Regions from separate parts of the Homo sapiens genome. Here region 1 is linked to region 2. The links are chromatin contacts, found by POLR2A ChIA-PET in ENCODE. All regions are on one chromosome and are shown on one strand. The core of a region is the stretch at or near the end of the contact, and the rest is flanking DNA. Distances in the headings are between cores, read along the strand shown. Region 1 overlaps GFOD1 (Gfo/Idh/MocA-like oxidoreductase domain containing 1). Region 2 overlaps PHACTR1 (phosphatase and actin regulator 1).

What was found. ChIA-PET counts read pairs that join two places held with the same protein, here RNA polymerase II (POLR2A).
Region 1: POLR2A ChIA-PET joins it to region 2 with 12 read pairs in A673. The contact joins two enhancer-like sites. POLR2A ChIA-PET finds 5 or more read pairs at or near these places in 3 of 52 experiments (A673, H1 and activated T-cell).

The regions. Positions count from the first base shown.
Region 1 is chr6:13,354,020-13,358,395 of GRCh38, forward strand. GFOD1 (Gfo/Idh/MocA-like oxidoreductase domain containing 1) reads right to left here. Exons shown (of 2, transcript NM_018988.4): 2 at 3,811-4,376. Among named protein-coding and RNA genes, the nearest start is that of TBC1D7-LOC100130357, 28 kb to the left of the region's middle. RefSeq lists a silencer at 1,597-1,686. Within about 2 kb of position 2,157, at least 12 of the 41 ENCODE cell types and tissues checked have a DNase peak (open chromatin) inside an H3K27ac peak, as active enhancers do.
Region 2 is chr6:13,118,419-13,122,359 of GRCh38, forward strand. The region is part of intron 5 of PHACTR1 (phosphatase and actin regulator 1); the gene reads left to right. Among named protein-coding and RNA genes, the nearest start is that of TBC1D7, 210 kb to the right of the region's middle. Within about 2 kb of position 2,578, at least 3 of the 41 ENCODE cell types and tissues checked have a DNase peak (open chromatin) inside an H3K27ac peak, as active enhancers do.

The sequences.
Region 1 (4,376 bases), core at 907-3,406, 240 kb after region 2:
AGCAGAGGCCAGGGGCTAGATGGAGTGGGTGAGCATCCATTTCTGCTGGCCAGGCTGGTTCACCTGGGGACTTTCTTCAGAAATTCTGTGCTGCAGGAGGAGACAGCAGATTGAAGTGACAGCCTAGTGGGTGGATTCTTTGAAAGCTGAGGAGGAGTGAGAAGCCTTGTGCGTGCGTCAAAAATAAATAAATAAATAAATAAATAAAGGCTAAATGGTAGATTTCTGAGTGGAGAGTGTGTTTGAAGGGGCCCAGGGAGGGGACTAACACATGGTGAAATGGCAGATGCTGAATCCTTGAAGACTTCAGGTTCAGGGGATTTGCAAATCGCAAACGCAACAAGAAAGGACGAGGGGATCCAAGGTGCACTCGGGGTCTTAAGGATGTTGCTCATTTAACACAATTGTTGGCATTAAAGAATTTCCAGGAAATGTCAACAGTTGGGTAGCTTTGAACAGCCCTAAAAGTGACTCAGCCAGATGGTTCCTGTAAGAATTCCTCCCTCATTCCTCCTTGTCTGCCGTCCTCCTCCTCATACAAGCTGTTTCCAGAGTGCAGATTAAGGCTTGTCAGCCAAAGAGGAACCCTACTTCAGATATCTCAGGCAACATTTACTTATCTTCACAAGCTTCCTTATTTTAAGTGCAGAGCCCTCTGACCTTTCGCTGTTTGTTCCCCTTCATCTAATTTACCCTACGTGAACTACCGCTTTTCCTGCTCCCTTCTCCTTCCCTTGCTGGTCCATTAATGCCAGCTCCTTCCTCTCTTTTTTTCTCTCCATCCTTTCTTCTCTCCTGTTTCCTCAGGGAGATGTCGAGTTTTAGCACTTCACAGCCGGAGTGATACAGAGCTGCTCTTTCCAGGCTAGCTCTGTCTTTTGCTTCATGGCAGAAACTTGAGTGTCAAGTCCGGATCCCTTGGCCTAGAACTCTGAAGAGTCAGCCTCATTTGTTAGTTCCGAGACAGACAGCTTTGGGAAGCTGAGAAAGCGCAGATCCTGGTCTTGCTCCTCTCCCTGGAGTTTCACTAGCTCTCAGGCCTGCTTGGCCTTTGCTTCTGAGGAGTCTGGAGTGATTTGCCATTCCCACAGGCGCCTCAAATAGCCTATGTCTGACTTAAATCTGATCTAGACCCTTTCATCCTTCCTACAAGGGAGTTAATGACATAGGGAATTTCAACACTGAGCCTGAACCTGTGGGGTCTGTGCACATGACCTGCACATCAGGTGCAGCCCCTCAGGCCTTCCTAGGGTCCCTCCTTCCCAGGGCATTGATGGCCAATGATGAGCAGGTCAGAGACAAAGGGGCATACATACACATGTATTCCAGACTGTTGTTCTAGGATTGAGTCCCTTCAATGAGCGAGAAATGAATTAATCTATAATTGCCCAAGAAGGCTTCTAAAAGTGACTTAATCTTTCGCTTTCATTCATGGCTGAAGAGAAGCAGTTAAGGTGATTAGAATCTGTATAAAATCAGGAAAGAAAGGTGTTTCTATAATTAGAATGACATTTTAGAGGAAGTCCAACAACCAGCTTAGGTAGTTTATCTTACAGAGTTGTGGTTGGACCACAGCAATGCTACAAAAGCTGTCACAGCTCAAGTCATCGTTCAGGAATTTACCCAGCAGATGTAGACTCAGAGATAGGATTCAAAAGGGAGCCTCAACTTGAATGCACAAGGCAAAGGATTTTGAATAGCTTCCATTTGCATCAGTTTTTTGTAGCAGTCTTGGCTTAAGTAAATTGTAACACTGCGCTTCTGGCGGTGACTTGGCATAAACTCTGTGAAGTGATGTGCCTTCTTCATCTCTATCATCTAGACTTCTTGGACAACATTCCCTGCAGGGGCCATTACTACTGCCAAATGCATAAGGGCTGGGGTGGAGGAGTGAGGGCGCCAAGCCCAGGGGATATCTAGGCAGAGGGATCTTTCCTGCTTAAGCAAAAGTTAGGTAAATAAGGGTCAATAACATGGTAGCCTATGAATTAGAGTGAGGTGAAGTTATTTTTGTTTTCATTTCTATACAGAGTTGTGCATACATCATGTATCTGTAATTCATTCTTACAGTAATTGTAAGTCATTTCATTTTTTAGATCGAGTCACCCAGGCTTGTCACAACAGGTGCTAAAAATGCACAAGATAAAAGAAGCAAGAAGTGAAACCGGAAAATGGTTCTGTGAATCAGGGAGGTGGGGTGTATAGACAGACATCAGAGGACACCCAGGTTTCTCTTCATTTCACCAGTAAAGAGCAACCTGAATGACTTACCATGCAATTATATCTGTTCTTTTTAAGCAACAGTTCAGAGACTATGAAAGCAGCGCTGATCATATCATGTGGTTTACTAGGAGGCATATAATCGCAGGTTTACAAAGCAAGAAATGGGACTAAATTGAGACAAACCAACATCACAAAGAGAATCCAAAATCCATGAAAGAAGAACTAGCTCCTAGATTTAAAATTTATATAACTGGTTAGGAGATTCGAGTTTTCATTGAGGGTTGGTTCTCAAGTCACATTGCTGAAAGAAACTTAGGGGAATGGATGCCATCGTGATGACACTTCACATTTGGGTGGATGGTGCTTTTAGTTTTGACAAAGCACTCTCCTTTTTGGCCTTATTTAGAACTGCTGTTAGATTTACTGCAGAATCATGTGGTATGAGAATGTCATATGTTCAAGACAATAATCTATGTGGATACAGGGGGTTGCTACAATGTTATCATAATAGATGGACTGAATTCTGGATGTATTTATATCAGGACCTGCTCATGAAGGAGTGAATGAGATTTCAGATTTTGCAGTATTAATTCTTATTTTTAAGTGAAGGGGAAACCATAGACCAGAAGGAACATTCATGAGCATTCTCTAAGACTCAGCAAAAGATAGAAAGGAAAGGCCAGCCCCTCCATAAAACACTCTATGTCATGCAAATTTGAAATTAGGCTGAGCTCAATCTGCGATGGTTGCCCTTAAACACTGCTAAGAAGGAAGTAAGCAAAGACGCTCTTTTAAATGGTCAGTGCTGGGCACAGTGGCTCATGCCTGTAATCCCAGCACTTTGGGAGGCTGAGGCACGCAGATCGCTTGAGTCCAGGAGTTCGAGACCAGCCTGGGCAACATGATGAAACCCCATCTCTACAAAATACAGAAAAAAAAAAATTAGCTGGGCGTGGTGGCATGTGCCTGTAATCCCAGCAACCCAAGAGCCTAAAGTGGTAGGATCGCTTGAGCCACAGGAGGTAGAGGGTGCAGTGAGCTGTGATCATGCCACTGCTCTCCAGCCTGGGTGACAGAGTAAGATCCTGTATCAAAAAAAAAAAAAAATTGTTTTTCAGTGCTTGGTGTGAAGTATTAGGTTACAGTGTTAAAATACTAGAGAATTCTAGAGAATTCTAAAATTTGCTCCCCCAATCTAAGAGCTATGTTCTCATCCTCTTGTTGTCTACACTAGCTTTGGTTGTCCACACTAGCTTTGGACACACAAACACATACCCAGAGGCCATAGGTAGGTTACTTGCCTTTCATTTTCACATTTCCAAAATGAGGGTTTGAACCAGATGGCTTTGAAGTGCCTCCAGTTCCCACACGCGTTGGTTTTCAATCAAAATTGTAGGTCTGTTGATTTCCATTGTTCAGCTTCATGGATGCTGACTCATGAACAGCCTCCCCCAGCACACACACAAACACCACAGGCACCCACACCCCTCTACCTTGGATGCACCCATTCATGCTTCAGATCCCACAAACTGATCAGGCGCCTATATTGAGAGCAGCAGGGTGTAAAAAACAGGCAAAGAGCTGGAATTGTATTTTCTTTTAAATCTTTATTTATCCTTTTCATTCCTTTATCCCACCAATGCAAATTGCGGAGAACAGCTGGAAGCCACGTCAGAGCGGCACAGGCCAGCTGGCTGAGTGATGCTGACCGCTGGCTCCGAGCATCGAGCATCGCAGAGATCACAACGGGCATCAGCTCTGGAGCTCCTAGCGGCAGGCACAGGGCTGCTGGAGGCCCGCAGGGAGGGCCGCCTCCCAGCTTCCACAGTAGTTTGGCCTTAAAAACACTAAGAACAGTTGCATTCATTGTCTTTTTTTTTCTTCTTTTTTTCCTTTAATAATAAAAAAGAAAACCAAAACCTCCTATAATTTATAAGCTATGTTTGACTATCTACATTATATAGAAAATATAGACTCTGTTTACTTTATAACACACATCTTTTTCCCTTGATAAATAACTCTTTAAAATATCTAGTATACATGCCTTGACTTCTTATATATATAAGTTTGGTTTTATACATATACATACATATATACTCATGTTTGTAAAACACAATAAATATATACTCGACAATGACAGCCAAACAAATGCC
Region 2 (3,941 bases), core at 1,328-3,827:
TCGTGAAGCTTCTCTGTGAGTTCATTGCTCTGAAGCTTGCCCAACCAGGGCCATTTTTTTTTTTTTTTTTTTTTTTTTGAGACGGAGTCTCGCTTTGTTGCCCAGGCTGGAGTGTAGTGGCATGATCTCGGCTCACTGCAACCTCCACCTCCCAGGTTCAAGCTATTCTTCTGCCTCAGCTTCCCAAGTAGCTGAGACTACAGGTGCGCACAACCATGCCCAGCTAATTTTTGTATTTTTAGTAGAGACAGGATTTCACCATGTTGTCCAGGTTGATCTCAAACTCCTGATCTCGTGATCTGCCTGCCTCAGCCTCCTAAAGTGTTGGGATTACGGCGTGAGCCACTGTGCCTGGCCCAGGGCCCTTTCTAAGAAGGGCAGCATGGCGCAGTGGAAAGAGCCCAGGCACTGCAGCTAGAACTACCTGAGTTTGCAACTCTATTTAGCTACATACTAGACTCACTTTTGGATGATTCTTGCGGTGCTCTGAGCCTCAGTTGCCTCATCTGTAAAATGGGAATGATACTACTTCTAATGCTAGGAACTATTGAGAGTTCCTATGAGTCAAAAAGCACCTAGCACATAATAGACCCTGAACAAAGGTTTCATCTCGCCTTATTAGAGGGCTTACGAAAAACCTCCTCTCCTTGTCTTCTCTTTTCAGCCTCTCTCTTTATCTACCTCATAAAAAAAATAGTTTTTTTAAACTTCATTTCTGTTTCTCCCCAAGCATATTTCTCACATGGTGGAAGATAGCAAATTAGGCCTTGTGCATGGTAAGAAAAGCTTCTCTTCCAGAACAATACCCAAACAGAGACTAGCGTCATGTGATACACTTTGGAAAACCCACTGGGATTAATTTAAACTTCTAACACTACTTGGAAAACAGCATTTGGCTTCAGAATTGACTTGAGATTTTTCACGTATAAAGTTTACCAATTTCATGATAATTTGGTCACTTTTCTCACAACATCAGAAAGCTACCGTATAGTCCTACACATACTGACCTCACTAGTGGGAAAATGAATTTTCTCCACATTAGAGGAAGGTGAGGCTCTGTGATGTATGGGGAGTGCTGAGGCTGTTCCCTAAGAAGGCCTCTCAGGGACCCACTAGCCCAGAATAGATGCTGGGGGAAGAGGCCCCCAGAGCTCCCAGCCCCTGCAGCTACAACTCACGTCCCAGGTTTGTTGCTTTTGCATCTCTGCTTCCTACTGAGGAGGAGGTTCAGACCTCTGCCTGTGCTCCAGCAGGTCATCCCTGAAGGGCAGGGCCTGAGAGAGGCTGAGCGGATAAATGCTTCTGCTAAAGCTTTAGCACCTGGGGTCTCAACAGCTCACCTTCAGCTCCAGGAACACTTCCAGCAGAACAGATGTTTCCATGAGAAGCCGACGGGTGTTCTTTTTCCCAGTTACCCTTCCCTGTGTCATTTTCCAGGAATCCAAACTTGTAGAGACAAAGTCTGAGTGGTAAGAGCGTGTGCCACAGATTTTTCCTTGTATGGAAACATCCAACTCAAACCCACCTTTATTTATGAGGGAGTCGCTTCCTGGAGATGCACCCTGCCTGTCACATCAAATCGACCTGCTGGATGAAATACGTGGTGAAGGGGCCCATGGACACATGGTCCGTTAGTTCTGGAAATACCTCTCCTGGTGCCTCCTCTTCTCTGTGGAGAAAACACCTTCCCTTGCCAGTGTCTCAAGAGTTTACAAATATTTTATTCATTCTTGCCACATATGAAGGACTTCCCTCCTGGTCTACAATCTAGCTTTGCAAACTAACTTTTCCTTTCCTCCTTCTTCCTTTCTTCTCCCTCCCTGCTTCTCCCTCTCTCCTTCTCTTCCTCCCCTCCTTTTTTTTTCCTGGAGAAAAACATTCCATTTAAACAAAGTAGGAAAACAGAAGACCCAGTGAAATTGAATAACAAGGGGCCCCACTGTGACATCCCAAACCCACACTGCTGAGATAGGACTTCTTGGCATGGAGAGTTAATAGGAAAATGATGATCTTAAATGAGTTAAGGACAGAGTCCAGGAAGGCTGACTGTCGAAGCACGCTGCTGGCCACTTCTGTCTTCACAGGGTGGGGAGGAGAAAGTGTAGGAGTGGTTTGGGATGGTAGCAATTTAGAGGAGGCCGAAGGTGGGGTGGCTGGTTTTCTCTTTTCTTTTCGCTAGCCCTTGAGTGTGGGACCTCCTTGCTTCCTTGACAGACTGTTAGGCTCATCTCTTTTATGTAATCCTGCAAGCCAGGATGGCTGTGGCTGCAGAGGGCATGCTGCCCTTCCTCTCTTCTCTTCCCTGCCCCCACTTGTAGGAAAAACAGGGGGCATGGGGAAAGGCAAGACATCATCTGCAAGGACTCCATGCAGTCCTCATTATTGTTGTCATTTTAAAGCACATGTTTGCCTCTTGTAGAGAAAACTTTTACCCAGCATTGCAGTGTGCGATGCCTCTGTATGTCTTCACATTTGTATCATTAAACTCAGTGACAGGGTGATTGGGAGCTCTGTGCCAACCCCCAGATGACAAAGAACAAGCCTGGCACCCTAGTCTAAAGAACATGAGGTCTGCCGGGCATTCAGACAGGTGCAGCTGACAGCCAGCTACACAAGACAGAACCAGATAAGGGTGTAAAGGAGGCGTGGGCACCACCATGTGGAGGGAGTGATGTTAACTTAGGTCTTGGGTGGTCTGCAGAAGGAACTTTCACTAGCTTGAGATGGATGCGTTTTCCAGATAGGGGAAGCGATGCCAGCAAAGAAGTACAGTGTGCCTGGAGGGAATCACTAGAATGTGGATGGGCTGGGGATGGAGGCACTTAGAAGGGAGATCTGGCAGGGGACGGAATGGTGAGAGGCACAGACTCCAGAGCCAGGCTGCCTGGGTCCAACTCCCAATCCTGTCACTTAATAGCTAGGTGACCTTGGGAAAGCTACCCAATCACTTTCTGCCTCAGTTTTCCCCTCTGTAAAATGGTAATATAGTACTTCCTTCAGATAGGTCACGTCTTCTCATATTATTGACCATATATACTAATTATATAATTATAACATAGAAGTCTATATAGTTAACTATTAAACAGGAGTTAACGATTACACTCTGCTATGTAGGATATTATCGTAGCTATTATTATTTGATACATTGTTTGCATGGGGTCTCACATGCCAATTTGATGAATGTGAATTTATTCTATAAGCAACGGAGAGACATGAAAGGGACTCAAGGTACATTTTATATGATCTGACATGGTTTCCAGCAAATAGATCTGGCAGCTATATGAAGGCTAGGTGGGAACAGGCAAGGCTGGCTGCAGGAAGACACATCGATGTCTCTTTCAATCTAGACAGGGCCTCGCCCAGGGCTGCAGCAATCTTCATGGAAAGCAGGCTGTGCATGAAATGATGGTGATCATATGAGCAAGGCTTCACAGTGAATCAGTTTGGGAATCTTGGGAACAGGGACTTACTGAGTTCAGAAAATGCATCATGCAATGTGAAGTTCAGGACTGCATGAGTTTTAAATATATATGTGTATATGCGTATATAAGTATGTATGTGAAAATATATACATAAAGTCTTATAATAAATATAGGCAGTATTATGACATGCCACACATTTATGGTGTGACTGCCTTTGCTTCTGTGTGATACTGAGGCAGTCTATTCCTGAGCCCGACAGCCACCACTCTTCAATAAAGACTCATCCTCCCTAATAGAATACTTGCCCGCACTTTCCAAATGGTAGGCAATCCAATGAGGATTGAAATAAGTGTTTTAAGAAAACATTTTTAAGAGTTTCAGTATGTAAGGACTTTGTGTTTTACATCTAGGTATCTTGTATTTTCAAAGGTTATTTTTAATTGGCATTGCATAACCTGCTACTGATTGATTCCCCAAATTCATATTCAGCTTATGTCTGTAATTAGGTGAAGTTGAACC